Regions from separate parts of the Mus musculus genome. Here region 2 is linked to region 1. A link is a loop called in an ENCODE intact Hi-C map of the cell type or tissue named here. Cell type or tissue: gastrocnemius. All regions are shown on one strand. Each heading gives the region's core, and the rest is flanking DNA. Links, peaks and the distances in the headings are about the cores only. Region 1 holds the start of Slc7a5 (solute carrier family 7 (cationic amino acid transporter, y+ system), member 5). Region 2 holds the start of Gm46065 (predicted gene, 46065).

Evidence for each region. Hi-C counts contacts between places; a loop is a spot of excess contacts. Peaks named below come from ENCODE experiments on the same cell type or tissue, not always from the same donor. Only the 100,000 strongest peaks of a DNase experiment are listed, where the experiment ranks them.
Region 2: it touches region 1 in a loop (2.4-fold over the local background); 7 of 42 quality-filtered maps call a loop at or near these places.

The regions. Positions count from the first base shown.
Region 1 is chr8:121,896,702-121,912,979 of GRCm38, forward strand. It overlaps Slc7a5 (solute carrier family 7 (cationic amino acid transporter, y+ system), member 5), which reads right to left and starts at 10,985. Exons shown (of 10, transcript NM_011404.3): 1 at 10,365-10,985. The coding sequence starts at 10,905. BC048644 (cDNA sequence BC048644) reads left to right here and starts at 11,132. Exons shown (of 2, transcript NR_167716.1): 1 at 11,132-11,312. In gastrocnemius, for the core only: a CTCF peak has its summit at 13,233 (motif pointing left); DNase peaks (open chromatin) are centred at 9,347, 10,512, 11,021 and 13,218; H3K4me3 peaks cover 2,412 bases; H3K27ac peaks cover 878 bases.
Region 2 is chr8:121,716,796-121,731,113 of GRCm38, forward strand. Gm46065 (predicted gene, 46065) reads right to left here and starts at 13,682. Exons shown (of 3, transcript NR_165833.1): 1 at 13,002-13,682; 2 at 9,378-9,496; 3 at 8,088-8,954. It overlaps Jph3 (junctophilin 3), which reads left to right and starts at 13,764. Exons shown (of 5, transcript NM_020605.3): 1 at 13,764-14,209. The coding sequence starts at 13,828. In gastrocnemius, for the core only: a CTCF peak has its summit at 1,292; DNase peaks (open chromatin) are centred at 1,299, 1,547 and 4,486.

The DNA of each region.
Region 1 (16,278 bases), core at 8,279-16,278:
GGGCTCTGACTTTCTGAGACTTGTTTTGATAAAGCTAGCTGGTTCTCTGGGGCCAGGGTCAAAGGTTAGAAACATCAATTCTTCAAAGAGCCTGATCCTGGCAGCCCTGGGTAGCCTGCAGCAACCTTTTTTTTTTTTTTTAAATAGATAGGGTTTTACTATGTAGACCAGGCTGGGCTCAGACTCAAGCTCCTCCTCCTGTCAAAGCCTTCTGAGTGCCAGGAGGACAAGCCTGTGTCACCAGGCCCAGTTCCTTTTACCTGGCCTTGTGAGACAGGGTTCCACTCTGTAGCCCCATTGGCACTGAACTCAGCTTCCTGAGTGCTGGGATTAGACATGTGCCACCATGCATGGCTAAGGCTTCATGTCTCAGCAGTCTCTGCCTCCGTAGAGACTCCCCCCATCAGAACCCCTTCATCTGCAGTTGCCTGTGTGTATCCACTCTGTGGAAGTGCAGACTCAAGTGAAATTCAAGCAGCCTGGGGGATGGCCCCTAATCCTGGGACAGCAAGCGCTAGGGTCAAGCACAGCACTGTGAACAGTAAGGTGACCTCTCCTCAAAGACAACCTTTCCCAGGCTTGGTGAAAGCAGGGAGGCACCTTGTCTGTGTGAATCTGATAAGCCGAGAGGGGAACAATGGGGCAAGGTGGGCACCAGCTGCAGGTGGAAACCGAGGGGAACAGGTGCTCTCATGTGCGGCTGCAGGTGGAAACCGAGGGGAACAGGTGCTCTCACGTGCGGCTGCAGGTGGGAACCGAGGGGAACAGGTGCTCTCACAAGCGGTTGCAGGTGGGCTCAGGGCATGACAAAACAGCAACATGTCCCACTGCACTGCCATTTGATCAGCATATATTAAACATGAACCACAGGTAATATTTTGTAGACAACTGAGCAACTGAACCACACAGTGTGAAGGCAGGGCCTCAGGGACCCAGGGTACCAGGGGGGCTGCAGGAAGCAATTACCAGTGCTGCCTGGTCCCCTAAAGGAACCCTGAGACCTTGACAAGTGTATGCAGTTGTCTGTGGAGTGAGGAACTGGGTTTTAACACTGTACTCTGTGTAAACATAAATGAAAACACTGTAAAACCAGTGAGCACACCTACCTCGCCACCTTGGTAGCAGCTGGGTCCCCATACTAGAGCCCCCAGCTTCCTCAGCTCTAGCCCCAAGAGAGCTAGAGAGCCTCCACTATGGGGGAGGGGAGTTCCTGGCTTGCCTTGGTCAAACATTAACCAGTACAGCCTGAGTGGCCCCAGTTTACCAGAATCCCGACTTCTCCAGGATGTAGAGGGAGCAGCTCCCACAAAGGCTGTGCCGACTCAGGCCTCGCAGATGCCAGGCAGCCAGACTAATTATATGTCATGATGCAGTTTGGTGAACAGACCACAAAGACAGGAATCTGCATTAATTATCTGGCCATGGCAAACTTCAGGTGGAAGGGAAGCAGGAAGACTCCCTGGTGCTGGTGATGGAGGCTACAGCAGTTGCTTTACCTCCAGGAAGCCAGAACACTCATTTGCACTGAGTCACCTCCCTCTTTATAGCTCCGGCTGATGTAACACCGGCTGTGACTAGACTAGAGAAAGCTCCCTTGCCTGTGTAGCTGCTACTGCAGTTGCTGCCGCTGTACCGCAGTGACTTGCTTGAAAACTCCCATGTCTCCCAGAGTAAAGGAGTAAGAGGAGACTGTGGGATGAACACAGGCCCCCACCCCCTGAGAGGCTTCCCCCATCGCCCTTGTCCCTTCCCCCACAGGTCACCAATCTGACAGCTTTCCTTAGACAGTCCCACATTTCCTTATAGGTACTGACAAAGAAACTTGCAGAGCAGCCGAGCCTCCCTTGATCCCGCCTCCCCACACACCCTTCTGGTGTGCAAGAGGCTGGCAGATTGCATCACTAGCCAGATCCCATTTGGCTGGGGTGAGCCAGCAGGAGGGGTGTGGCTAAGCCCAAAGCCTACAGCCTCAGCCTTGACAGCTGTGGTCTCTAAGGGAAAGTATGACACTGCTCTGGGCTCCAGGAACTGTGCCTCTGCTGAGTCGCCCTGTAGGAGGTGCCCCTCTAAACCTCTCAGAAGGGAGCAGTGTATTGAACCACTATCCTCACTGTCCCAGTGGGCCCCTCTGCTACTCTAATACCCTGCCCTGTCTGGGCCAAGCCAGCTTCTCTCCTGCCAAAACCAGGTCTGATCCCAGACTGCAGGCCAAGTGGACAGAGAAGGGCCAGCACGGGCCTCGGCAACTGGGGTTGAACTTCTTCCTAGCTGACGACTTCTCCTCTGACATCAGAAGAAGACAGAACAAAAGAGACTCTATACTTTCAAGTCTCTTATAAAAGCCAGAGCAGGTGGTAAACCGGTAATGCGCACTGACTCGGGAACAAGCGGACAAGGGATTATTATGCCCCGCAGCCCCGCTTTCAAAACCAAACAATCTGAAATAAATGAATGAATTCATCTGGGTCCAGGGGCTTCTGGCCTTCTCGAGACACTGTCATGAGAGGCGGTCAGAAGACCGACCGGAAGGAACCTCAGTTCCCTACCCAGACAATCCACCACCTCGTCACTGTCTCCCCACCAAAGACAAAGCCAGCAGGACTGTGCCGTGACAAGGGGATAGCCTGGCCTTAGCGTAGGAGGCGAAAGGCTGGTCCTTTTGGGGGTTCCCCACGTGACACCAATAGATAAATGTGGCTGTGCTGGCTAACAGCTGGACCTGTGAGATAAAAAGCCCAGAGCCTCATCCTGGGTGCAGATAGCTATGCAGGTCAGGCCCTTGGCCCACGGGCCTAATAGTGATGTTCTTCACAAGGTTAGTTCTCATCCCTAGCCACCTGCATGGGGACACTCAGGCTCCACGGCTCACACTTCAGAGTGCTGGAGAGACCCTTTACTGTCTGGCTGGGTCAGCAAAACAGTGCTCGGGCCATGGGAGAAGTCCTAGGCTCACCCTGATACCACCTGACCCATGGCTGAGCAGGCACCAGAATCTCTTCCCTAAAGGGCCAAATGTGACGGCCGGAGCTGCTGCCTCAGTACAATGGGCAGGAGGTAGAAACTCATGGGGCTGGTGCTGCCCACACTCTCCCACCAAGTCTCCCAGGCCTCCTGGGGCAGGGTAGAGCAAGTGGCTGGTGGCTTCACTGGTTCCAGGAAGCATGACTGGTCCCCCAGGGTGCATCTATCCTTGGCCCACTGATTGGACGAAGGCCTGAGCCTGGGTGGGCTTAGATGACCTGTCTGGAGGTGATCCTAGCTCCATCTGAATCGAGTCAGTCAGCACACGCAGGGATTCCCTGATGGACCCAGGACTCCCGACATCAGTAGTACTTCCTTACTCCTTAAAGTCTGGGTGTTTCAGGTTCCCCACTCAAGTCTCTCAGGTAGAGCCCAAAAGAGCCCCAGTGAGCCTCTGTGCAGGTTCAAGATCTGTCTGGCAATAACCAGGTGGCCAGTTACCCCAGTACTCATCCTAGCCAGACAGACTCCTAGACTCCTCAGGTGCTGGTAAAAACAGCCCCCCCCCCCAATCACTGGCGATCCCACCCAGACAAGTCCAAGACAGCCGAGCCTCTAAGGTCAGCAAGCTCCCACATGCTAGGGCCATTAGCCCAGGTTGCCCACTTAGATACAATGGGTGACTTCTCTAGAATCCCTTTCCTGGGCTCCCAAGTATGCATGTAGCCACACAGGTCAGGAAACCTGCAGGGTGTGATCCAACTCCAGCATAGGATGTCACTCTGATGGGCCGAGAATCCTGGCACATCCGAGGAACGTAGCTGCTGTGGAGTCTTCAATGTTTTGTTTCTTAAATTTGAGACAGGGTTTCTCTGTGTAGCCCTAGCTGTCCCAGAGCTCGCTCTATAGATGCTGTCCTTGAACTCAGGCACATACCACCACACCTGTGCCCCATCCTCAGGTCTATGTGGATTCTCCAGTATCTTCCTCTCGGTGTGGGATGGGACTCAGGCCTCATATACACTGAGCACTAGTCAACCACAGACAGTTCCAGGGGTGCAGGTGTCCCTGACTATTCAAACAAGCCTGGCATATCCTTTCAACAGGCCAGAAAACATCAGCTTAGTAAGATGAAACATAGGCAGGAGAGATGGCTCAGCGGTTAAAAGCAATGAGTGCTCTTCCAGAGGTCCTGAGTTTAAATCCCAGCAACCACACAGTGACTCACAACCCCTTCTTCTGGTGTGTCTGAAGACATTTACAGTGTACTCATATACATGAAATAAATAAATTTTAAAACAAAACAAAACACCCATTCACCCCTAGTGACTCCCCAAGACTTCTGAAGCAGGTTTCCTGAAGACAGAGTTGCAAGTGTTCCTGGTACCTCCAGAAGCTGCCTTGCCCCCCAGCCCCCAGGATGTCTGACACCTCTGCCTCTGCTCCTACTCTGCAGAGCCACTGCCACCACTGGCTTAAACCCCAGGCCAGGGGCTTCGTGGTCCCCCACTGATCTGATTACTGCTGTGTTGGATATCCACAGGAGCGACTCTCCGTGAGAATGTATGGGATTCTCATCACCAGCTAAGTGTAGACTCTCACATCTACACATGGCACCACAATTCCATCATCAGTGAAGCTATCAAGAAAGAGCAGGTGAGACTTGCTCCACCATACAGCAGTTCCTGGGGAAGGAGGGGGCACCCGGATCTCTAACCTTGATGTCCCTAAAGCGGCATTAGAGTAGTCTAGCCATAGGTGTGGGATGGGTGTATACTTTCCAGAGTATTTGCCGTATGGACAGCAGATCATAGCAAACACTGCATACAATAAACTTGCTGAATAGGGGTGCATTCAGGCTCACCAGGGCACAACCTGGGGGAGGGAGGGAGTGCGGGTTTAGTGGTGCTGGCATAGCTGTTAGGAACAGACTCCAAGACCTCTCCATCTCAATCATGTCCAGCAGGTGCAGTGAGAAAAGCCAGGAATCCCTGGGCTTAGGGGAGTTGCCAGCAGAGTAGGCCTAACAACCCAGAACACCACTCTATAGCACTCTGGGCTCAGCAGGTGTGCACCCAGCACCCCACCCTGCCCTGGGGGGGCTTACAGCTCAAGAGACACAGTCAAGAGCTGTCTCAGCCACCACTGTGGCCCTGAATCCTCCCACACAACCCAGGCTAATGAGGTCCAAGGGAACCCAGTAAAGACTCCTGCAGCCCGAGCTGGTGGCATGATCAGGAATGTAAGCCGAAGGCAGGCCCCTTATTGACTACAGGCAGCTGCTGCACCATGAGGTCTCAGCAATGACATGTGCTGGCCAGCCCCAAGGTCAGGGTGACTCAGTGTGGATCGGGTTGCACACACCAGGCTCCAGAGAATGGGGTGGGAAATCCTGCTAATTCTTTACATAGCAGCTCATCCTGGCAAAGGGAAAGTGTGGGCACGGCACAGAAATGTCCAGCCAAGGGCTGCTCTGACGGCTGGTGCTCAGGGATGAGACATCTCAGGCTTCCAGCCTCCCTACGGTACACAGATGTGATGTGGCTGGCCACTGGGGAAAGCAACGGCTCATAACACCGCTAAATGACGGGCTGCAGGGTGTGAGTCCTCCAGCTGGGTGAGGGCAGTGGAAGGAACAAATGTCTAGGGGGTGTACCAGAGGCTGGCATGGGAGACTGTAGGGGGTGTACCAGAGGCTGGCATGGGAGACTGTAGGGGGTGTACCAGAGGCTGGCATGAGAGACTGGTTGCAGGCAGAATGGAAAAGGCCTTGGACAGGGGGCACTGTTCTTGAGGCAGCTTCTCACAGCAGCAATCCACAAGGCTCTGGGACTAGTCATGCTGGCTGGGGGTCCTGAGTCTGTTGTTCCCCGAGCCTCGCAGCACCCTTGTAACATCCCAGAGGTGGACAGATGGGGCTGCCCGTCCAAAGCTCACCCCAGTGGAGATTGTGGCAGGAAGACAAAAGGGTGACTGGGCAGCTCCCACAAACTCCATCCGGGGAGGAGCCCTTCCTCAGGAATCTAAATGCTGATGACCCCCTCTGAGCAGCTGGAGTCCCTACCCTAGCGGACCAGATTCTTGGAAGTAGTGACCAAGGTAGCACATACCCTATAGCACTTGCTACCCAGCTCACTCCTGCCTCAGTTTCCCTTGCTAGGAAAGATGGGAATGATTACGTTGACTTTAAGGGCTAAATCAGAGGAAATATGCAGAAGCCATGCATATGTGCCATGCAAATAAACAATGCTCTCAAGGCTCTCGCCCCACCTGTGTCTCAGGGCCTGGGGACCGTGGGGCTGTGCAGGGTCACTATGGTCACCAACCACATTTCTGGACAAAGATCATGGGCATGCTATGGGTTACCCAGCCGTCCATAATCCCTACCCAACGCCCACCCCCTGCCAAAAAATATTTGAAATATTTAAAAATATAGGAATATTTAAAATGCCTGCAGCATTTCCCAGCCGCCTTGGTCAACGGTTTTGTGAACTATTCATGTCTGGGGCCCCAGGTCCTGTGACTGGGTGTCATCTGCTCTGTGTGTATGTGCTTTCATGTCTGGCTGGAAAAGCCGATTTCAGTGCTGATTACAAAGCTGTACTGAGCTCATGGTTCCAGACACGGGGCCACAGCAACACCAAAGAGTTTGTTTCAGCTCAGCCACAGTAGCAACGGTGCCCAAAAACTCCAGCTACTCCTGTGGCGGCCTGGGGTCTCTAGCAGAGGCAGTACAGGGTAGAAACCAGGGGGTGGCTTGAAGAGAAGGGACAAAAAAGCCACATACATACCCGTTCCCACCCCCCATCTTCTCTAGCAGCTACTCGGGTCGGCAGAGCTTGGCCAGGCGATGGCCATCAGAAACCCAGGCAGGGCCAAGCATGAGTCTACATGTCTTCATCCAGACCAGGTCCACAGCTTATGCCCCACACCTATACTTCAGAGGAGGGGAGACAGTGAGCACCCTTCCACTTCCTTCTCCCTCCATCCAGCCTGTTCTCCATGCAGAAGCGGGCTGTGGGGCTGCTCCCTGGTAAGAGGGAAGAGGTCCACCAGGCAGAGTACAGACCCATCTCTACGTGATCAGCTCTGTGCTGTCTGCTAAACACAGCTCTCCCCAACACCCAGGCAGGACGGATCCCCACTCTACAGTTATAGGTAGGGTTCGAGGGTCCTTCCTCAAATCAGAAATACAATGTTCCTGATCTGGCACTAGAAGGGAATTATCTCAGGCCACAGGTCTCCAGGCACATGCTAGCTAAGAATGTCTAAGACCCTGCCAGACTCATTCCATGGAGAGAGTAGTGAGTTCCGCAGCACTGAGGAGCCCATGCCAGGCAGCCCCTACGTCTCCTGAGCAGTCCAGGGGAGTCCTCAGCCACCTGAGATCAAACGTGAGCAGGTAGGGGTCCCATTCTCCACCCAGGATAGGGTGCACACCTTCAGTGTTTTAGGCTGGTCATCAGGCCTCATCCTTCATACTCACAAGGCTGGAGATGGGACACAGGTGGCGCTAGTCACCACCCAGGGCCTGCCTGGGCTTTGTTCCCGAGTCTAGGCTGCTCCATTCCTGCACACCTCAGCACAGACAGCCACGGCCCTGTGAGATTAGATAAATCTCAGCCCAGACGGAATCTCAGCTCTAGTCTGAAAGATTCTGTAACAAGACAAGCCCAGGCACTGAGTGTCCTGGGTAGTTCTTATGTCAACTTGACACAAGCTAGACTCATTTGGGTAGAGGGACACTTAAGCTGCCTGGGGGTGAGTCTACAACACATTTTCTAGGTGAACGACTCATGTGGAGAGCCTACCTCACTGTGGGCAATGCCAACATGGGTGGGCAGGTGATCCTGGATGCCACACACACACAAAAACAAAAACAAAGAATGCTGAGCGAGCCACGAGGAGCAAACTGGTGAGCAGCAACCCTCACGGCTTCTGCGTCAGCTCCCGCCTTGACTGCTCTGATGATGGACTACAAGCTGAGAGGAAAGTAAAACCCTTCCCCAGGTTTGCTTCTGGCCATGGTGTTTATCACAGCAGTAGAAATGCACCTAAACCACTGGGCTCCAGGTCAAGTCGACAGCACCCAAGCTTCACTTAGGCAAAAATGAACATGCGCCTTTAATGCTAGCACTCTGGAGGCAGAGGCAAACAGTTCTGTGAGTTCAATACCAGCCTGCTCTACAAAGTGAGTTCTAGGACCACCAGGACTACACAGAGAAGTCTTGTCTCAAAAGCAGAACAAAACCAAACAGCAAGCCACGAGATGGTCCCTAGGCCTCACTCACACGGGCTCTCGGCCACCCAGAACAATGTGGAAAACAAGTCTTCCAATCATCATCAAAGACTCCGCTCCAGGCTGCCCGCATCAGGCCTGAGGTTGCAGGAGGGAGCCAGACTTGTTGAGAGGGAGATGGCCTGCACCTTTACCACCAGTGGGTTCATTCGGGATGGAGGCCAAGTCATTTCCCAATCCAGTCTTAACTAGGTGAAGGAAACTTGTGGAGAGACAAACACAGAGGACTCCAGAAGACTCAACCACGTAAACCAGACCTCTGCCCTAAAACCTGACTCTCAGTGCTTCCTCGGGGTCTTTCCTAAGGCATGGAAGCCAGGGAACACTATGTTCCCCAGAAGTGCCCTCGAGAAAGAACAGGGCACTCACTCCATGAACACTGAAACTCTCCTCAGAGTGCAATCCTCCGGGAGCCGGCGCCCAGGCCTTCAGAGACCTGGAAGAGCACCTGGACTCTTGGTATAGCATTGGAAATGTAAATGAGCTAAATACCTAATAAAAAATGGAAAAAAAGAAAAAAAAGAAAACAAATTTTAAAAGAAAGGACATTTGCCAGCCCTCAGTGCTCACAGCCTCCTGTGGGCAAGCATTGCTTCCCATATGTCACTAGCACCTGCAGTTTCCAGAACTATCTTGACAAGAGTGTGGGCTCTTTAAAGACAGCCATGCCAGCCTGGCATGATGGTACACACACTTACTGCCTGCACTTGGGAGACAGAGAACTGCAGACCAGCCAGGGCTGCATAGCATGAGCCTGTCTCAAAACCAAGCAAGCAAGCAAGCAAGCAAGCAAGCAAACAACAAACCTTAAAGGTACCCACGACATTCCTTATCCCTAAAGAGATTACCATCCATAAGGAGAACTGGACAATTAAAATTGAGTATGCAGTGTCCCGTTTGAGGCCAGGCTCTCCCTGGACTGCCCAGTGCTTTTGAAGACCAACTCTAGCTATGACGGTTTACACATGAACCAAGCACACAGAAGACCTTACTGGTCATCATCCAACTGGCACTACAGAGCAGAGTGGGTGGTCTCAGAATTGAAGGGCACACCCGGCTGGGTCTGATAACAGGAGACAGTCTCAGGGCCAAAGCCAAAACAGGCACTGGCATCGAGCAGTGGCCCCAGTGCTAACAGCAGCCCCGGACTTCCATGGCTCACAACCAAGTCTAGCCCACCTCCCCATCACCCTCTCTGTGTGCACTATCAACACAGCTCTCAAAACAAACAGATACATCGGTCTTAGCTGCCTGAACTCATCTGTAATTTTGAAAGTAGCATGATTTATTTCCAGGTTGCTCTCCACCACCAAATCATGTGGCATTTGCTTCAAACGATCATTTTCCCCCAGTCCTGAAAAATCACACAACTGTTTTTGAAAGCAGAAATCAATCCGTCTTGACCTATGCGTCCCATAAAGGCTACACTCAACAGCTGTTACCTGGCACATCTTGGGACCCCTCAAGCCCACCCACACAGACTGTCGTCTGTCTGCAGCCGAGTTTCTTTTAGTCCTTTACTGACAGGCAGGCTTTACACGATTCCGCTACTCATCTTAAACGAGCAAGCAGCCATCACTACCACACACAAATTTATTACTACTGTTTTCTTATGAGTCAGCCAGTTCACTGATTCCTGATAGGCCGGTTTTAAGAACATAAGTGATTTTTTTTTTTAAACTGCAATTTCCCTCTTAGCAACCAGTCAGCAACTGAAGCTGAAACAGGAAACTGGCATATCTGCCACTCCACGTGGTGCTTTGCTGAAGGCAGGGAGTGTATTGCTCTCACCCGGGACAGAGTAGATCTCTCGTACTTAGAATTCAGGTCGGGAAGCGGGATGCCTGCCGCGGGGTCAGAGCCGCGACCCACTGAGGTCTCGCGAGGGCTGTCCCGAAAGCATAGACACTATGAATGGATTAAAGAAACGCACGTGGGTTCTGGGGCCTGTGACTTTAGCCTGGAACTGCCGAGATGGTTCAGGGATGGACAGATGGAGGGATACTGGGATGGGTGTTGCCGAGCTGTAAACGCAGGAACCTTGGCTCGCGCCCACCCGGCCCCGCCCCAGCCCGGCCCCACCCCAGCCCGGACCCCTACTTACGCACGCAGAGGCAGGCCACGAGCTTGGCAGCTTCCTCGGGCACCGGACAAGTGGGGAAGACCGGCTTGAGCAAGTAGGTGGCGAAGACCAGCGCCACGATGTACTGCGAGGAGGGCCGAATGATGAGCAGCTCGATCCAGAGCTTGAGGAAGGCGGGCAACGAGCCGTAGACCTCCAGCATGTAGGCGTAGTCGCCGCCTGACTTGGAGATGGTGGTGCCCAGCTCCGCGTAGCAGAGTGCGCCCACGATGGAGAAGACGCCGCACACAGCCCACACCACGAGCGACAGTCCGGGCGACCCCGCTTCCTTGAGCACGCCGGTGGGCGTCACGAAGATGCCAGAGCCGATGATGGTGCCCACGATGATGGCCACACCGTTGAGCAGCGTGATATTGCGCTGCAGGGTCACGCCTTCGCCCTCGGGGTCCGCGCCGTCCCCGCGCCGCGCCTCCAACATCTTCTCCCGCGCCTGCCGCTCCTCCTCCGCCGCCGCCGCCGCCGGGGTCGCAACCGCGCGCCTCTTGGCGCCCGCGACCGCCATGCTCTCGGCGTTCCCGGCTCGGCCTGGATACCCGGCGTGCGCGCGGCCGAGCCGCTCTCCGCGTACTGAGAAGTGCGTCTGCGTCCGCCCCGCCCGCGCGGCCTTTTATCTCTACCGTTACCCGCCCTCCAGGCTCCGCCCATCGCCGCTGCTGTTGGTTCAGCTCGCAAAGGCCCCCGCCCCCTCAGCCCGCGCGACCCCGCCTCCTTCGCGGGCCCCCGCCCCCAAGTCTGTTAGAGCACGTGGAGCGTTAAGATCCTGAAACTGAGGACTACTGATGTGTTTAACGCGGCGTGACTACTGATGGGTTTATCGCGGCGTGTTTCACAAGATCCGAATGTTGTACGCGGGTGGAGAGTCGACTCACACCTCCTCACAAGTCCTGTGCAGGATGTCAGGGCCGATTGGTAAGGGCGTGCTTCTTCTCCCGCCCCAGGCGGCGCAGAGGACTTGTCAAGGGAGAAAGCACCGGAAGGGGGGTGGCTCAGTGTATAGTCCCAACACCTGCCCGGAATCCTGGCCCTGCCTCGCGGGTGTTTATCTCCGCTTCCTCCAGTGTGCATATCCTGTGCGTCTGGGAGATGAAGGATAAATATCTTATCTAGGATAAGTGGGGGTGGGTTGTGGGGTGAGGCACCCCTATAGTCCAACTTGGTCCAGAGGAAACGAGTCTGAGGGCGAAATGATCCGTCAGCTCTGGAGGAAACGGAAGAATAGACCAGAATGGTAGCCAGCTTACTCCTGGACTTAGATATCCATCTGGTCCCAAGGAGGGTCTTGACAAAAGCTCGATTAGTGGTACACCCAATCTGGAGAAGCAAGTTTTAGAAGGGAACCAACCCAATCTACTGTAGGGTGAAAGGGCTTTAGGTTGTCATTCTTAGGAAATCTTAGGTAAGAGGGTTTTTGAGATAATGTGGTCACACATCTGGAAGGTTCAGCATCCCAGGCCTGGTGCCATCATCGTGGGCACCATTATCAGCTCTGGCATCTTCGTGACGCCCACCGGTGAGCTCAAGGAAGTGGGTTCAAGCCCTCGTGGTATGGGCTGTGTAATTTGAGCTGATGGTACGCTTGGAAAATTTCATTGGTCAAGATAAGTCCAGGAGCCCCAAGACCCCCTCCTTTTCACCAGCTGTTCCATTTTCTGTCCAAAGGAGTCCCCAGGAAAACTCACAGACAAGCAGAAGGGAAGGTGGGGGGGGGGGCTTAATTTAAGAACCTTCAGACTTGTAAGGATACAGAGCCCTGTATGCTCTGCTAAACTGTCCAGTCTGCCAAGCCTTCCCCACTGCTGAGGCATGACCAATGAAGAAATTCAAACTTCTCCCCATCTTTGGATCTACTGCTGCAGCCAAGAATGCCAGAGCTGCCCCTTGGAAGCCCATGTCGGGGAGGTGTTCAGCCAAAGACTCCAAGGGTCACTGGAGCTACCTCCCCCAACCCCCAGTATGTCAGCCATTCACAAGCAATGACAAGCTGGTATCTCTGTAGCCTGAGCAGTGGGAAGCCATGGAGCTAAAAGGTCACACCAACATTAACCATGCCACAGTACAGACTGCCTAAACTGATGGCTTTGGGAAGATTGAGAAACTTGCTTCTCATTCTTGACATAGTCCTTTCAGAGGGCTAAAAGCATACCACCAACCCACTGAGACATCGCTAAGATTCCAAGGTACATCGTCTAACTTAATAGGACACGTGGCAACTCTTAGAAACACTTCATAGTAAACGAGGAAGCCAGTTCTGCAGTTGTGTAACTTGCCTGCCCAGTATGCGCAGCCTCACGGCCTCCTACCTCCAGGCAAGCAGCCTGCTTACCTCTCACCTGTGGGTGGCTAACTAACCCTTGCTTCTTTTGGAATCTGTCCTTGTTCCCAGTGGAATCTGGGTTCTGCATCGCAGCCGTGGGAAAGCTTTGATTTGAACCAGAGATAGCAATAGTCCAAGGAGGTATAAAATCACAACCATAGTTAAGTCAAAGCCACTACCAGAGGCCAAGGACGGTGGTCGTGGAGGAACACAGCAGGTTCAAATGGCTCTTCTGGGTCTGGAGTTCAGAGAGAGAATGAACAAGAGATCAAGAGGGGGACCTGAGCCCTGGGCAGAAGCTGCTCTGGTGACAATACCCAGTGAATGTCCCCGAGACCCCTGGCTCGTGATTCTGCTGCTGCTTATCACAGCGTTAGATAAGACCTTAAACTTTTTCCTGCAAAGCAACCGTTGGTGTGTATTATCTCTGTTTGGTGCCCCCCCCCCCCCCAACACCTCTTCAAACAGCTAAGACTGAAATGTTTTCCAGGGGCGCCATCTACTGGTGGATGGAGGAGCAGTTTCATCTTAAATTTCCTGACTTGGGGCTCCCGGTGTGTGTTCCTAGTGGTTAGCTCTTCAACTGGTCAGTAATTTATTTAAAATGGTGTTGGACTGATTGGATGTTGGGGAGCCTGTCTTCCTATCTCCATCTTGAAACGAGAATGCGTACCTTGTACAGTCCTTCATAGAAGAAAGGGGCGGGGCGGGTCATCGGAGCCCCCCTTCGGCCCTCTGGCCGGTACTTCCCAGGTGTGCTCTCCCACCCTAGGTACATGTGTCTGGGTGTGGCAGAGCATTAGGGAGGTAGAAGGTTGACTGGGGAGGTAAGGGGACTTAGTATAGATACTGCTATGTTGACACTGCTATCTGGTCACCTATGCTGCTGTAAGTAGCTGGGTACAGTAAGCTCACTCACTGTATTAGTTAGGGTTTTACTGCTGTGAACAGACACCATGACCAAGGCAACTCTTATAAGGACAACATTTCATTGGGGCTGGCTTACAGGTTCAGAGATTCAGTTCATTATCATCAAGGCAGGAGCATGGCAGCATCCAGGCAGGCATGGCGCAGGAGCTGAGAGTTCTGTATCTTCATTCTAGGAGAATACTGATTTCCAGGCAGCTAGGATGAGGGTTTTAAAGCCCACACCCACAGTGACACACCTACTCCAACAAGGCTACGCCTTCTAATAGTCCCTCCCTGGGCTGAGCATATACAAACCACCACACTCACCAACTTGGACTTGCATGGAACCGGGCCTGTCAGTGCGCTATCTGGGGATGAGTAGAAGTCTGTTTGCATCTACCCATGAAAAGCCACACAACAGCGGCACAGTAACCGGAGCGTTTCTGCAGATGGAAGTGTGTGCAGTCGCGCCTCTCTCTCTATCACATCAGTACCAAGGGTTGAACTCGGGCCATTCGGATTGGCTACAAGCATCTTTAACCGCTGAGCCATTTTTTATGAACCCTGCCTCGGTTTGTTGTTGTTGTTGCTTAAAATACTTAATTTTTCAAAGATTTATTTTATGTAGATGGGTGTTTTGACTACATGTGTATCTGTGTACCCAGTGTGTGCCTGGTGCCCACAGAGGACAGAGGAGGGCATTGGGTTCCCCTGTAACTGGCGTTACAGAGGGTTGTGAGCCACCGTGAGTTTTGGGAACTTCCAAATTCAGGAGCATTTGAGTGCTACTGAGAAAGATCCCCAGACTGACAGGAAATTCTGACGAGATTAATCTCAGCCCTAGAAACACAGCTGGCCTCTCTCTCCTCCTGTGGACACAGACTCTGCCCCTGAACCCAAGAAGGCCATGATCGATCTGCCTGGTGGTCCACGCCTGCAAACCCAAGTCTCAGCAAGCTGAGGCAGGAGGATCACGTGTTCTAGGCTGGTGTGGGTGTGTGAGGCCCTGTCTCAAGCTTGAGTGAAACATGTAGGCCCTGTTCCTTTACAGGCTCCTCAGGCCATCAATGAGGGGCCTGAGGTGGAAGCAGACTGCTCCCCGCTGTCTCCCTGAACACAGAGATGGGTAGGGAGCATGGCAGAGGCAGAGGTTAAGGACAGGAAGGAGTGGCTCTTGCCAGCAGTCATGGTATCACACACCACACAGCTGGTCTGCAAGAGAGCGGAGGACCCGGCTCCCTCCGAGAGAAACAGGTGCTTAAGCCTCGGTACCACAAGAAGCTTCTGGAACAGAGGCTGAAGGACCATGTCTGTCTCACAACCACACACGCAGATACTTCCCCATTCAGAGAAGTAAATTTGGTGAGAACAGTGAGAGGAAGGGCAACAGCTAAGCCAAACAGCTTAGAGACCAGGCATCCCTCAGTGTCTGTGGCTCTGGGAAGAGAGATGTAGGAGCTTGAAGGGGCCTCTGAGTGTCAAGTTATGTGCTATGGTGGCAGGCACCACAGCCCACTGTCAACAGAGGGATAAAGTCTTGAGCTGTGCAGTAGCCATTGACCACAGAGCACAGCTGAAGACGGACACAGCCAGGCCGCGGGGACTTCCCCAAGGACACTACTCGAGGGGACTGAGTATCCAGAAAGGGGGAGGTTTCTCAGGTCTCAGAATGGCTGCCTGTGCTCTGGGGCTGATAGAGGCTGATAACACAGAATGGGCGAGGGTCAGGGGTTGGGGAGTAGGGTACAGAGACGGCCATCACTGCCGAGACTGTGGCTTTTGTCCCAACGAGGCAGTATTGGGAGATTGGCCAAACGTGGCCTCTTCATGGGGACCCAGCAAGAGTTCTCACACATTCTTAAACACAGAGAAAGTAACAAACACAAGAGCCAAGGACAGAGCCTTGAACTTTCAAAGTTGGGCCAGATATTCTGAAGACAATGGTGTGCCGTCTGAGCAGACCAGGGCTGCGAGGGAGGCAGGAGCCTTTGTTTTTTTGCTCTGCTGCTTTGAGGGCTGATATCAAAGACCTTCCTTCTAGTTTTTGTTTGTAGTTTTGTAGCAATGTGTCCAGGCTCAGACTTCTTCCTGAGAGTTTCAGTGTCGAGGCTAACATGGCTTTTTAAAAATAGCTAACAAAAGGGAAATGTTTTAGGCGACAGAGACATCCCTGCCCTCAGAGGAAAGTGTCGCTGCAGGCTCCTGTCTGAGTTCTTGTTGAGTATGGCATGGAGGTGCCGTGGGGCTAAGACCCTCTCTCCCAGTAAGTGCCTCCACCTTGCTTTCTCTGCCTCTGAGACCCTATGAGAATGGATGATCATGAATGATTAATGTGACTCCTTTGTGGCTTGTCCCAGGCTCCAATCTTGAGACCTGGGCCACAATCCCATTTCCTGGCACACACAGAAGAGTCCTGTTGCTCAAAGAACCTGAGGCCCAAGCTCCTTTCCCATCAAGTTTTCCACACGGTCTGGCCTGGTGGAAGCAGCTCTGTGCCTGCATTTGAGATTCAGGAATTCCCTCTCGTGAATACTGCTTTCCCCTTGCTGCATGAGTCTCAGAGGTCTGGGACACACAAGCATAGGACCTGGGTATCCACTCTTTACAAAAAAGACAAAAAGCAGACAGGTTATCAAGTCTCTGTCCCAGCAT
Region 2 (14,318 bases), core at 1,141-9,140, 190 kb before region 1:
AGCCTCAGTCCGTGGACGTGAACCCTTCCCACCACTCCCCACCGATGAGCTGACTTTGTTTCTCTCTTGTTTTCTTTAGCTCCCGCTGGCCTCAAATTTGTAACAATCTTCCTGCCTGGGCCTCCCGGGCCCTGAGATTACAGGCTTGAGCTACTATACTTGGTTTGCCAAGCCTATCCTACGACCTCAGTGTGGTCACTACACTGGGACGCCTGGATGTTGGAGCCAGGCAGGTGAATTACCCTCCTTTTTAACCCAAGCTCGGTTTCTCCTCCTCCGGGTTGACATTCTTCCAGAATTGGCACTCTGGCAATTGGTGCAATTGTATACAGTTACACACATCGCTTATGTGACAGATGACATTCACCACATGCCTCTGGATCTAAGACATCCTAGCACGAGGGCTCAGGATGACAGGTACTGCCTTCTGGCCTTGTCCTTCTGCCTCTAAATCTTTCCCACAAGACTGACCCCTGGAGCTTCTGGAGAGAGAAAAAAACAGGGACCAAAAGGTCGCTCAGCCAGCAATGAGCTTGCTGTTCCCACATAAGGGCCCAAGCTTGATCCCCAGTGTGGGAAGAAGCCTGGTGTGGCAGTACATGCCTATGATCCTATCATGGGGAAGGTAGGCATGGGGCAATCTCGGGGGCTCAGTGGCGCAGCCTAATTGGCCAGCTCCAGAGTCTGCTCATCTCTCCAGGAGACAGGGCTCATGTCTCAATAGCTTGTCAGTCCTGCCTGCCTACGTGTGCTCTGTCTTGTGTGTGAAGCCTGCCACTCTGAAGCGTTCGTCTACAATCCTTTCCCTGCCCCTCGCTCTACCCAAGAGCTCTCCCAAGGCCGCCTCGCTGTCCAGGGACTACAGTCCTGAGCCCTCGTATTAGTGACGTCTTAGGTGCAGAGGCATGTGGTAGATATCATCTGTCACATGAGTGACGCGTGTGGCTGTGTACAAACTGCACCAGCATCGCACCTCCTAGACATAGGGAGGTCACAAAGCTGCCTCGGAGGTTTGCTGGAGGTTGGCTGTTAACGTGAAACGCTGTGAAATTTCTCATTTGGAAGAAAATAGCAATAGCAATGGTTCAAGTGGAAAGTAAAAGAACCCAAGTGCCTGCGCCCTCCCCTGACTTCTACCTGAGCATAAAACCTCAACGCAGAAAATGCAGGGGAATGTGCAGTTGGAGGTGGGGGGTGGGGTGGGGATGCAACTGGCTCAGTGCGCATGCTCAGGCTCCCAAGACAAGGCTGTGTCTCATGGACAGCGCCGTAGCAGCTGCAGTATCACGCCAGGGCCAGATGGGGTCTCCCTCGATCTGCGATCCTCTGAGAGCCTGCTCAACAAGCCACCAAAGAGGCAAGGCCACAGGCCACAGCACCTCCTGAGACCTCACTGAGCTAGTTGGTATCTTCTACCTCCCAGCCTCAGTCTCTGTGCCTCTCTGGAGCCGGTCAGGTTCAGGCATTGACTACACAAGTACCCAGGCTGGACCGGCAGTTGATGGCAGAGATTCAGGCATCATGGAGAGTCCAAGAGCCAAACCCGGAGGTGAGCAGAGTCCAAGAGCTGGCAGCCGCGTGTCTGGCCTGGCTATTGACATGCTGCTCTGGGCTGCCGCCTGCACCAGGCTTCCTGAACGACAGGTGGTGGGAAAGAAGCTATCTGTGCTGGACAAGCGAGTAGCAGCCACTTAGTCTGTGAATGGACTTCAGCAACGCAGGAACCTGCGTCTCAGCGGGACCAGAGAAGCTGCAAAGGAGCCACAGCGTCCAGCCAATCCTGTTTGTATGCTGCGGGCCATGCTAGTTTATTATGAGTGGACCACAAACAACAGGCAGCAGCTGAACAAAGTGCCCGCGTCCTTTGACCTGGGCTTTGGTCGTTTAGAATTAGTGGAAGCAGAACTGGCAAAGTGGGTCCGTGGGTAAAGGCACTTGTCTCCAAGCCTGACGGTCCCCAGAGCCCACATGGTGGAAGGTGGCAACTGACTCCTCAGGTTGCCCTCTGACCTCCACACACCCACCACTCAAACAAATCATGTAGAACTGTTGGAAGGGGGCAGTTAGAGGTGTGTGTGGAAGCCTTTGGGGCAGTACCTCAGTACGGTGGAGCTGTGACTGTCCTCTACGAGCACAGGGGATATAGCCGCTTCATCTAGGAGGTGGCTGCTTTGATAGAGGACACACAGAGGCTCTTACTTGGTAGACTTTGGTGTGTAATTGTTTCCATATCTCCTGTCCCTGCCGCCTGTCACCATGGCCTCCCTGGACAACACGCCCAAAGTAGTATAGATCATCAAAGGCCTGAAGTCTAGCCCCGCCCCTGAGGTCTAACCCCGCCCCTTAAGTCTAATCCCACCCCCTGAAGTCCAGCCCCTCCCCTCAAGTTCTAGCCCCTCCCCCTGGGATCCTTGGGAGACTGCATTTCGGGCCACTGCTGCCTCCACTGAACTGCACAGCCTGTGCCAACCTACTCTGGCATCACTTGAGCAGCTGGGAGATTCTCATTTCAAACCTTGGTGCTTGGGATCACAGGGGAGGGGAGAGGAGAGCAGAGGATGCTGCTGCCCCGTCCTCTGTGTCTCTGCAGCTGCAAAGACTTTGAGCTCATTGGGTTCCCTCTGTGTCCTTTGGATGTACATGTCCACAGAGACAGGAACAGCCACCCCTACCCCATGCCCCACCCCAGCCTTGGGACTGTGGTGGCTGGTATGCACATCCCAGAGCCTCTCTCTGATTGTCCACCAGAGCCCTAAAGAAGAGGCCCGTCTTCTTCAGGGCCACCCACCCCAGTGTTAGCCCTTCTCCCATACTGACCTTTCCACTTTGCCCAAAGTGAGACTATATAGACTCCAGAGGCTGGTTGCCCAGGTTCAAGTCCCAGCTTGAGTCTTAGCTGTGTGACCCTAGGCAAAAGCCTTACCTCTCTGAGCCCCAGCTTCCTTCTCCACAAGGGAGTCAGGAGTTAACTACTTTGCATGCTGGTGCCCAGCATCGGAGTGGACAGGTGGACAGAAGGGAAGCAGTTAACAGTGTAAGTAAGCGCGAAGTACAGATGACAAGGCTCCAAGGCACTAAGCAAGCCACACGGATTTTTAAAATCTGCCATTCCTGCCTCTGTGGAAAGATGTAAGTCACTGATCAGTCGGGCTGAAGACAATTGGATGAAACCAAAAACTTGCCAGGAGAGTTTGCAAAGCAAAAAAGGAGGGAACGCAGGATGCTCGTGCAGTGTTCTCTTAACTCTGCGAAGTGCCTCTGGATAAGCAATGCCTCGGAGGTTCAGGAGCTGAGCGAACATTAGCTGTCAGAACTTCTTCATTTTCTTTTTGGTGTCTTGTTTTTGCACAGTTTCTATGATTGGGTTGATTAGAACACGAGCCAAGTGTGTTTTTCAAAAGCTCCTCTGGGCAGACAGGGGCCTGAAAGGTCCCCACCTCTTGTAAGGCAGCCACTTCCCCAGGCCTCAGCGCTATTGGAGGGAAAAGGTTATGGGGTCTGGGGATGCACAGGACAAGAAGCATCCAGAGACCAACGAATACAGGCTTGTTATCCTGAAGGGGAGTGAGTGGGTCAGGGTTCTCTGGAAGCCCCAATATGAAAACAGCACCTTGCTTTTCCATGAAGTAAAAACTTGTACCAAAGGACAGCGAGGAGGTTTGAAGGTAAGGGCGCTCGCAGCTAAGCCTGACAACCTGAGTGGATCCCAGAACTCACAGAGTGGAAGAAAGAAGCAGGTACTGCAAGTTGTCCTCCGATCTCCACGTGGACACCACGGCACAAGCATAGCGAATTCCAGGAAATGAATACAATTTAACTTAGAAACTCTTTCCAAAGAAGAAGGAGAGGGAGGAGGAGGAGAAGAAGAAGAAAGAAGAAGAAGAAGAAGAAGAAGAAGAAGAAGAAGAAGAAGAAGAAGAAGAAGAAGAAGAAGACTTCTTCTTGCAAATAATGTCATGAAGAAAGCAGAGAATTAGTTCATCTGTGATTCCAGGAGAGGGGAGGCTGAAGCAGGAGGATTGCCATGATTTCTAGGCCACCCTGAAATTCAAATCAAGATCCTATCTCAAAAACAAGAAAGGGCCAGGTAGTGGTGGCCCACACCTTTAATCCCAGCACTCCAGAGGCAGAAGGAAAGTAAAGCTCTGTGAGTTCAAGGCCAGCCTGGTCTACAAACTGAGGTCCAGGACAGTGAGGGATACACAGAGAAGCTCCATTTTAAAACAAAAAACAATCAGAAAAAGAGAAAAAGAAAGTTAGGGAGAGGGGATAGAAAAGACAGCTCACACAAAATAGAAGGACTTTGCAATCATACATCCAGAGAGAGTCGTGAATAAAGAAGGTGTAAAGGGCACGGCAGAAATACAAAGGAATGTGTTTCACAGCGGGAGAAGGACCTAAACAGACACGTCTTTAGTGAGGGCACACAGATGGCCAGGAAGCACATGAGGAGAGGAGAAAATGGCTGATCGCCAGGGAAACACAAATCACAGTCCCACAGAGGTACTGCTGCAAGCTGCAGAGACATCAGAAAGACCAACAATGACTATGGAAGGTTCTGGAGACACAGGAACCCCCCTTCCCTCATACCCTGCTGGTACGCACACAGTGTGGGGCAACCATGGTGAAAACCACTGAGCAGTATCTCAAAAGGAGACACACAAGGTTGTCATGGGGACAGCGACTCCTCTCCCAGGTCACACCAGAGACATTAAAATCCTGTATCATCGCGAACACACATGCATACCCCTGAAGGCAACCTCGAAACAGAGAAAAATGTCCTGCCTCCGAGGGATGGGCATACAACGGACAGGCAGGACACTAAGTCCTCACGATTGTCCAGTGGCGCACACTAGCCACCTGAAGGAGAGTGCGCAACCTGTCCACATGACAGGATGTTGTGCAGCCACAGGAGTGAAGGGTGCACTTACACACAGGGTAGATGAAGCATATTCATGTGCTGAGTGAAAGAAGCTGGGCGCCCAGGGCAGGCGCCACTCGGCAGAGCCACTTATGTGAAGTGTTCAGAAATCAGAGCCGGGCGTGGTGGCACACACCTTTAATCCCAGCACTTGGGAGGCAGAGGCAGGAGGATTTCTGAGTTCGAGGCCAGCCTGGTCTACAAAGTGAGTTCCAGGACAGCCTGAGCTATACAGAGAAACCCTGTCTCGAAAAACAAAAACAAAAACAAAAATCAGAGTGGTGGGCTCTCAGAATGCGGGGGAGGGGCACAGGGATGGGCTTCTCATGGTGGCAGGGTTTCTGTCTAGGTTCATAGAAGGGCTAAGTATTGTGACATAGTGGCTCACACTGTTTGAATCGCTATACACATCAATGGCACTCACCCAATAGGCAGGCGTTACAGCGTATCAATTACATCTGTCTTAGGGAGGGGTTTTATTGCTGTGATAAACAGCACAGCCAAAAGCAACTGGGGAAGGGAAGGGTTTCTTTCAGCTCACACCTCCATCATCCAAGGAAGTCAGGGCAGGAGCATAGAGGGACGAGCATAGAGGGAGGACCCATGGAGGAACTCTGCCTACTGACTTGCTCCCCATGACTTTTGCAGCCTGCTTTCTTATAGAATCCAGGGCAGTCTGCCCATTCTGCCATCTCCATCAACAAAATGCCTCCTCCAGACTTGTCTATCTATTAAAGATTTACTTTATATATGTGAGTACATTGTCACTGTCTTCAAACACACCCGAAGAGGGCTCCAGATCCCATCATAGATGGTTGTGAGCCACCATGTGGTTGCTGGGAATTGAACTCAGGACCTCTGGAAGAGCAGTCAGTGCTAACCACTGAGCCAGCTCTCCAGGCCCCTGTTTATAGGCCAATATTAAAGAGGCATTTTCTCAGTTAAGATTTTCTCTTCTTGCTAGGCAGTGGTAGCACAGGCCTTTAATTCCAGCACTCAGAAGGCAGAGGAAGGCGGGTCTCTGTGAGTTCGAAGCCAACTTGGACTACAGAGTCAGTTTCTGGACAGCCAGAGCTACACTAAGAAACCCTGTCTGGAAAAAGAAAGAAACAAAACAAAACATTTCCTCTTCTCAGATTTGTCTAGTTTGTATTAAATAGACAAAAAGCAAACAGCCTCAACTTCTCAACGAAACAACTGACATAAAACCCCCAGGGACTGAAGCCCCAGGGGCTATTGGTGGACTGGTGTCAGTGTAGTTTGGTTGTACTTTCATAGGTCGGCTGGCTTCCAGTACTGAAGAATTCAGGGTCTGAAACCCGGGTAAAGCCCACCACATGGGTAAACAGCACAGGAGATAGACAGGGAACTGGGAGAGAGGGGTGCCATCCTGGTTGTGTATGCAGAAGGCAAGGTAGGGAGAGGTCTGGAACACGGTGGGGGAGTCCTCAGCCCCTCACTCCCCCTCAGTCACTCTCTTGTCAGCCTCTCCCTCTCAGAGGCTCAAACACAGGCATTATACATCTGGTGTGGACTTTGTTTGAGCCAGATGTGAACACTGGCGACTCAGGTTGTGCCTTGGGTCTCCCACAGCAGATGCTGCTGTGACCAGTCTGGGCCATGCAGAGAACCCTGTGCTGTGATATGGAGACACTGGGCAGGAGGGCTATAGAGGTAGAAGGCTGGGCAGGCTTCTTGGAGAAGGAGGACCACAAGCCGAATCCTGAATCCAATAGAAGGAGGGCAGAAGCGGTCTGGAGCCAGGGGGTACAGGAGTTGAAAAGCAGAAGGAGTGGGTAAGGGGGGGGGTATTTTGAGAGAGCCATATGTCATCCTAAATTCAGGGAATTTGGGGGGAGCTCTCTCTGAAGAGTATGGCTATGAGATCCTTTGGGTGCCTGTTCATCTGATGGAACCAGTCTACACCATCCAGGCCTCAGTCTACCACTTTGATTTTGTATCCTTAGATCCACCTTGCAACCCACAGCAGCCACTGTCTCCTGAAGCCGTCTCTCAGACCAGCCCTTCCTCCTGTGTAATGAGCCTTTGTGCTCTTCAGCTTCTTCTTTCTGGCCCCTCCTCCACGTGGAGCTGATCCCACTGAGACAGAAAAGATGGATGCAGAACAGTTCCCCCCCCCCGCCCCTCCCCCCTTGGTTGCTGGTCCTCATCACACTGTTGGGCCGTGGGAGCAGGGAGGAGGGCGACGTAAAAGTAACGTGTTGGGGAGCAATGGCAGGGAGGCGGTTCCTCAGATGGCTTCTATGTCCCCCACACCATCTGCTGAGCGGGAGGGGTGAACAGGGCCCCCAGAGTCTCCCCACGGTCCGTACGTTGTGTCCCCAAGTGCTGTGTTGGAGATACCAGCTGGAGTCTCGCAAGTGGGGAAGGTGGGTCAGGAGCAGCTTGCAGATTACCCTGAGCTGTGCCCTTCACTGTACGACAAGCTTCAGTTCCCTCTGTGCTCAGGGGTGCAGGCTGCTTGCTTGTTTGTTTTGTTCATCTACCATGTAGTCAGAATCATCTGTGCCGGGCAGGCGTGGAGCTCAGCGCCACGTGACAGGTCCACCTGGCTGGGCTCTCCATTCCCTTCGTGAGTAGATGAGACCGTGAATTAAAAGACAGTCACATGACAAAGTGGTACACGTGGTTCAGTGTGTGGCGCTCAGAAAGAGGGACCGGCCTGGCCCAGCTCTCCCTTGGCTCTGGAGGTGAATCCCAGTGAGAATGTGTGCAGGGCACTTGGGCAAGATCATGGGAGTGGCTTGAGCAGCACGGCTGCAGCTGAGCGTGTGGCTCCCTAGGGTCTCTTGTGGTTGAAGGCTCAGTGCCCAGGTGAAGTTGTTGGGAAGCCACAGGACCTTTGGCAGGTGATGTCTAGTGGACTGTCCTTGACTGTGCTCTTTGGAGGTGAATTATGGGGCCCAGTCTCTCTGACTCCACATCTGGTGATGTGCACTCTTCCACACATAGATGTGTGCCTTTGCTGAGAAAAAGGGTCCTCCCTCAAACTGAGCTGATGCAGGCATTATGCCGGAGAGCCTCGAGCAACACAAGCTAAACAAACCTTTTCCCTTGTTAATGTTAACTGCCTCGGGTACTAGGCTATAGTGGTTTTCCTTTACAACCAAGTAGTTCAGGCCTAGAGAGTTGAAACAAATGTCGATTGGAGACAAGTAGAAACAAATGTTTATTTGAGACAAGAGGCGCAGCTGTGCAGACGAATCATAAGCACAGTGCAGGGCAGAAAGGAAGGGTCCGACATGATCCCCTCATGTGAAGTTCAGAAGCGAGCAAGAAGAAACTAACCAGCACGGGTTGTTAAATGACAGGGAAAGGCAAAGATCACTAATTCAGGTCCATGGTTTTGTATGAGAGGAACAGAAAGTAGGTTACAAAAGTAGGTTTGTACAGGGCTTGGAATCCTGAAGATAAGATGCAATTCTCTAACCTGGGCAACCTGGGCGGTCCTTCCATTGGCAGTCAGCACATAACGATTCACTAAGTATTCAAATATGCACTTGGCCATGGGCAATGCTCACCTTTCCCAGGGAGTGGACGCATGAGACGGAAGGTGCTGTGATGTCCCCCATCTTCTCCTATCTACCTTGGGCCAATGACTCAACCTGTCTAAGACTCAAGATCCCTCATCTGTAAAGGGGAAAACAACAACAGTATCATACCTGCTCCATAAAGTTGTTCTAGGATTACAACTGACAGCAAATGTAAATTGCTAACTTCAGTCAGTTACATAAACTTAATTTTCCAATTTTAAAGGAATTGTATACCCACCCCAAAGACTGAGTGTGTAGCCTGACCTCAATGTCCTTAGAGGAAATCAGGCAAAATGGGGTGTCATAGGGTTTTACTGCTGTGCAGAGACACCATGACCAAGGCAACTCATATAAAGGGCAACATTTAATTGGGGCTGGCTTACAGGTTCAAAGGTTCAGTCCATTATCATCATGACAGGAAGCATGGCAGCGTCCAGGCAGGCGTGGTATAGGAGGAGCTGAGAGTTCTACATCTTCATCTGAGAGCAAACAGGAGAGACTGACTCACTGGGTGAGCACTAGGAGACCTCAAAGCTTGTCTACACAGTAATACACTTCCTCCAACAAGACCACACCTTCTAATAGTAGTACTTTCCATGGGCCAAGCATATTCAAACTACCACACCATCAACATCATCACCTCCACCAGAGTCACCACCATCATCACCATCACCATCCCTGTCAACGTGAAATCAACCATGCCATGCACACACTGCCCATCCTGACATGGTCCTGTCCTCCTTCCTGCTGTACTAAAGAAGCAGTCACTTTCTTCCTATCGTCACAAAATAAGACGTTATTCCTTGAATGGGGTTCCCAGACCAGGAATGGGCCTCGGGCTTTAACTGACCCAAGCTGAATCTGTCTCCCTTGATTCAGTAGTCCATACAGGCGATGCTTACCATGAGGAGAGAAGACTGCAGGAGAGAAAGCGAGGCACAGAGAGCACAGAAATAAAAGCTGGCAAGAGGCTGACTGCAGGACTCAGAGGCAGAGACTTGAGCTCCAATGGCGGCCATGACTGGAAATCATGGGGGAGAGGCATGGGAGAAACTGAGTCAGTTGGGACCTTGACCTTGAACCCTGAGACTCAGAACTTTGGGCAATAGTCTACTAGCATTGCATAAGCCCCCTGGTCTGTGGTCATTAGTTTGGGCCGACCCACAGCCCAGTCACTGACTCGCATGATGTTATGGAAGTGAGTAGCAGGGACAAGGCTTGATCAGCAGAAGTCTTGCCAGCGGGCAAGAAGACCCGAGTTCAAACCCCAGCACAACCCGGGCATGCACACACCTGTAATCCCAGCTTCCAGGAGTTCAAGGTCAAGCTGGGCTCGGTGAGATCTTAAGTCATTCAAGTGTCCAGAGATTTCAGCTCTGTGAGCTATGAGGTGTGTAATAGGTTTGCTCAATTAGCTGTCAGTGTTGATGTGGAGTTGTGGATCTCCTAAGTGAATGGCCATAGCTGTGTTACAAACACACAACAAAGAACAATGGTAGCAAAAACAAAGCCCGACAAGCTGGAGTTTGCATGGCCGTTGGCTTAAAACAACAATCCATTCTGTTCAGAGATTAAGATATGATGAGGTTGGAACAGGGACTCTCTCCCAGGACGGTGTGCACACGGCTCCTCCTGGATACTGCTTCTGGGAGTCCTGCTCTATTTATTTATTTATTTATTTATTTATTTATTTATTTATTTATTTAACTTTTCTTGCCTATGCACCATCTGGGCTTCTTTACAGCATGGTCACTGTCCCGAGCTCCAGCAGCATCCCCGGAGTTCAAGGCTGCCCCTCACTGTTCATGAGCTAACACAAGCCAGTCAGAGTTCAGGGAAGAGGAAAGCAGAACCCACCTAGGAGTGGGAGAAGGCTTGGCCATGCACCCCAAAACCATTCATTAGGGGGATTTTGCTTTTGGGGTGGGGAGTATCAGGGTTACAGGTGACACTAGATGGTGTTTTTCTAAAATATTTATGTTTTTATTTTATATGTGTGTATGTGTGTGTGTGTGTATCTGAGTCTCTATATGTATACCATATGTGTGCAGTGCAGATGGCGACCAGAAGAGGGCATCTGAGTCCTGGGAAATAGGATTACAGTTGATTGGGAGCCGTGCAGTGAGGGGGTTGGGGGAGGGGGAGACTCAAGCTGGTTGGTTGCTCGGCAAGAGCAGCAAGATCCATCTTTCCAGGCCTGAAACATTGTATTTTATAGGTGCTTTCTTGACAGTTTGAAATAATTTCCATTCAGTTCTCAGTTCTTAACACCTTCTTTCTGGGATGAGCAAGTCATGGGGACTGAACCCAGCACCTCCCGCGTGCCAGACAAGCATTCTACCAGTGCTCACTCCTCAGCCCATGGCTGAGTTCTTTCAAAGAGACAAGCAGGTTCATTGGAGATAAAAAGGAGATTTCTGCATAGAGGAGGTAGAGCGCCAACCCCCCCTCCCCGCCCCCACACACCATGGAGTTACAACCAGAAAACATCCTGGGCATGGAGCAAGAGAAGCAAACAACAAAGAGATATAGAACCTGGGACCTCAACTGTTACTATTTTCTCATTAGCAAAGCTCTTTATCCAGAGGGGCCAGGCGATCTTCTAGACAAGGAGAGCCTGTGATTCCACCTGAGGTCACCGAGGCCAGGTTTCCAGCCAAGCTCAGCACCCAGAGAGTTCATGGAGGACTGAGGCGGGAGGATTGAGGCTGCAGCTCAGTGGTAGAGCGCTTGCCTAGCACATGAGCACACAAGGCTCTGGTTTCATCCCCAGTGAGAGGCTGCAGAACCCTGCTTGCGAGGGCAGCTTTGCCTCTTCCTTGGCTCTTGTTTTAAGTTGCTGGGTGGTACTGTGTTTAAATCACTCTGGCAAAATTCCTCTGAAATGCAATCAATACCTCCAGCCCTACTTTATGGGGCAAACGGTTCCAAACTGCACAAACACGCCTCAAATGTCTTTGCTCCAGAGACCAGAGCAAGTCACACGGCCTGAGTGACCCTGGCAGTGGGAGATGAGAGGTGGGGTTCAGGGGAGGGTGGGCAGAATGGCAGAGAGCAAAAGGCATGTGTGGTTGGGGGTAGCAGTACCCAGTATCTGGCTGGAGACCAGCATCACTTACCAGAGGGAATGTATTTGCCATGCAGTGCTGTGTGAGCAAGGGCTGCAGAGTCAGCAAAAGGGGGGCAGGAAATAAAATGGAAGACACAGTGTGTTGCCAGGCATGGTTTATCCCTACAGTGTAGGGGAAGGAGTGGCAGGTTGAGAGCTCAGCCTCCCCATCACGATCCCAGTGACAGTCCTACTCCCTCACCCTCACTGGATGCTGGATACCTGGTCCTTGGATTCTCACTGGGACTCAACTAGAACTGTTAGTCCCATTTTACAGGTCAGGCAACTGAGCACAGAGACATGAAGTGGCTACCCAAAGCCACACAGCCTGGAATCAGGATGTGAAGCCCAGCCTATAGAAGATGAGTCTGTGGCCCACTTGACCACATCCTCGTAATAAGCTAACAGACTCATCCCACTGGCTCATAGTCCATTAACACATTGGAACACACAGAAACAAAGTCTGGGAGATTGGAGATTTTCTGCCCTCCAGGTATACGGCAGGCTGATGTGTGTCTGCTTGGTGATGGTGGGCTATGCATGCTAACTTCCAATCAAGTCCAAGATGTGATGCACCCTGAAGTCCACCATAGGCCATTTGAAGGCAAACCCTGACTCAAGGACCAGAGTGGCTGGAAACCTCGGATACAGAACAGGAACTGACAGCTTCTCAAAGCCTTTGGGGAGAAAAGAGGATGCCACCATCTGACTGGTGGGCCTTAAGGAGAGGTTGTTGTGCTTAAGACAAGGAGTTGGGGTTGGGGTTGAGATCTGGGGTTCTGGAAGCGCCCCGATGACCCCGGCTGGCTGCAGGTGCCACCATGCACCTCTTTTGCTCCCAGTCAGGGACTCCCCACCACCGGGGCTTACTGGGTCTCTTGTCACCACCAACCCCCACTAACCCCAACCCTGTGCAACTGTGAAGCCATGCAGACCCCCTCCTCCTCAGCCCACTGCAATGCCCGCTGCCATTCCCTGCATGCAGTCCGGGAGGGCAGGGGATGTGGGCTCCTGTCTTCGGATTGATGGTCCAGGAAATGCATTTTCAATTAGTCCCATGATGCTAGCATCTCTTGGTGGGGGTGGGTAATGAGAGAGAGAGAGAGAGACAGAGAGAGACAGAGAGAGAGAGAGAGAGAGAGAGAGGGAGAGAGAGAGACCTAGTAACCGCGGAGTGGTAACCCCAAAGAGCGACAGCTTCTGGAGTGGGGGGGATACCTGTTGGCCAGGGCGCAAGGCCCACGGGATTGGGGTGGCTTTGCTCCAAGATGCAAACGTGTGACCCAACTTTCTATTAATTTTTAGAGGGGCTAAACGCTATTCGCTAAAGGTGTGTTTTCGAAGGTGAGCGCCTCCCCGGGGACCCCCCAGCGGCCCTGAAAGAAGGAGGAGAGAGTGTGTCACAGGGAGAAACCACCTGTGGTTGGCAGGAGCCTCTCAGTCAAGTCGTGGCCCGCACGGGCCGCGGTGCGGGTGTCCCCGGAGGTAGCGGGGTGGGGACCGCGCGGCCCTCGATTGCCTGCGGCGCCCGCGCCTCCTCCCGGCTCCCCACCGCGGCGTGCGCTCGCGGTGCCCGGTTCCTTCCCGTTACGCAGTTCCTGTCCCTTTAAATCCCAGCCCCTGGCAGCGGAGACTGGGGCGCGCCGGCCGGACCCCGGGCCAGGGGAGGGGCAGGGCGCCCCGGGGTCCTCGCGTGCGCGCGCGCGCGCCCGCCAGCGCCCCTCTCCAGGCGGCCGCGCGCTTGCCGGGGCTCGGAGCGCAAGCCGCCGCCGCAGTGCCGCTGCCCGGTCCGGCCGGGATCGGTGCAGCCGCGCGCGCCGCCGCCCGCGGGCCCCGCCGCCCGGGCCTGAGCCGCGCCCCGCGCCCTCCCGCTCCCGGGGCGCGCGGCGAGGGGCCCTGGCGGCGAGGTGGAGCCGCGGGCACCAGCCGCTCCCCCGCCCTGCGCCGCCCCTCCCCCGCCTCCTCCCGGTCCTGTCTCCAGCGGGAGCGCGAGACGCTGGTCAGGCTCCGGCGCAGCTCGAAAATGAACAATCGCCGCTGGCGGACCTAGACGCCGCCGCCGGTCCGCGCGCGGGGTCGCGGGCGTGCTTCGTCCTCCCCCCCCCCACCCCCCCGAAAAGAGCATCGCAACAAAAAGCCAGCCAGCCAACCAAGACTCCGGTTTGTTGATCGCCTTGTTTCTTTTTTTTTTTTTTTTTTTTTTTTTTTCACCGCTTGCGGGATTCGCAAACCGCGTTACATGCATGTCCAGTGGGGGTAGGTTTAATTTTGACGATGGAGGGTCCTACTGCGGAGGCTGGGAGGACGGCAAGGCGCACGGCCATGGCGTCTGCACCGGCCCGAAGGGCCAGGGCGAATACACCGGCTCGTGGAGCCACGGCTTTGAGGTGCTGGGCGTCTACACCTGGCCAAGCGGCAACACGTACCAAGGCACCTGGGCGCAGGGCAAGCGCCACGGCATCGGCCTGGAGAGCAAGGGGAAGTGGGTGTACAAGGGCGAGTGGACGCACGGATTTAAGGGGCGCTACGGGGTGCGGGAGTGCACGGGCAACGGAGCCAAATACGAAGGGACCTGGAGCAACGGACTGCAGGATGGCTACGGCACGGAGACCTACTCGGATGGAGGTAGGTGCGGGCGGCAGGCGGCGGGGGCGGGGGGAGGAATGAGGACCGTCCCCCTCTTTCTCCTTCTGTTTATCTCCCGGGAAGTTGAGCCTCGCCTTCCAGTTGGGCT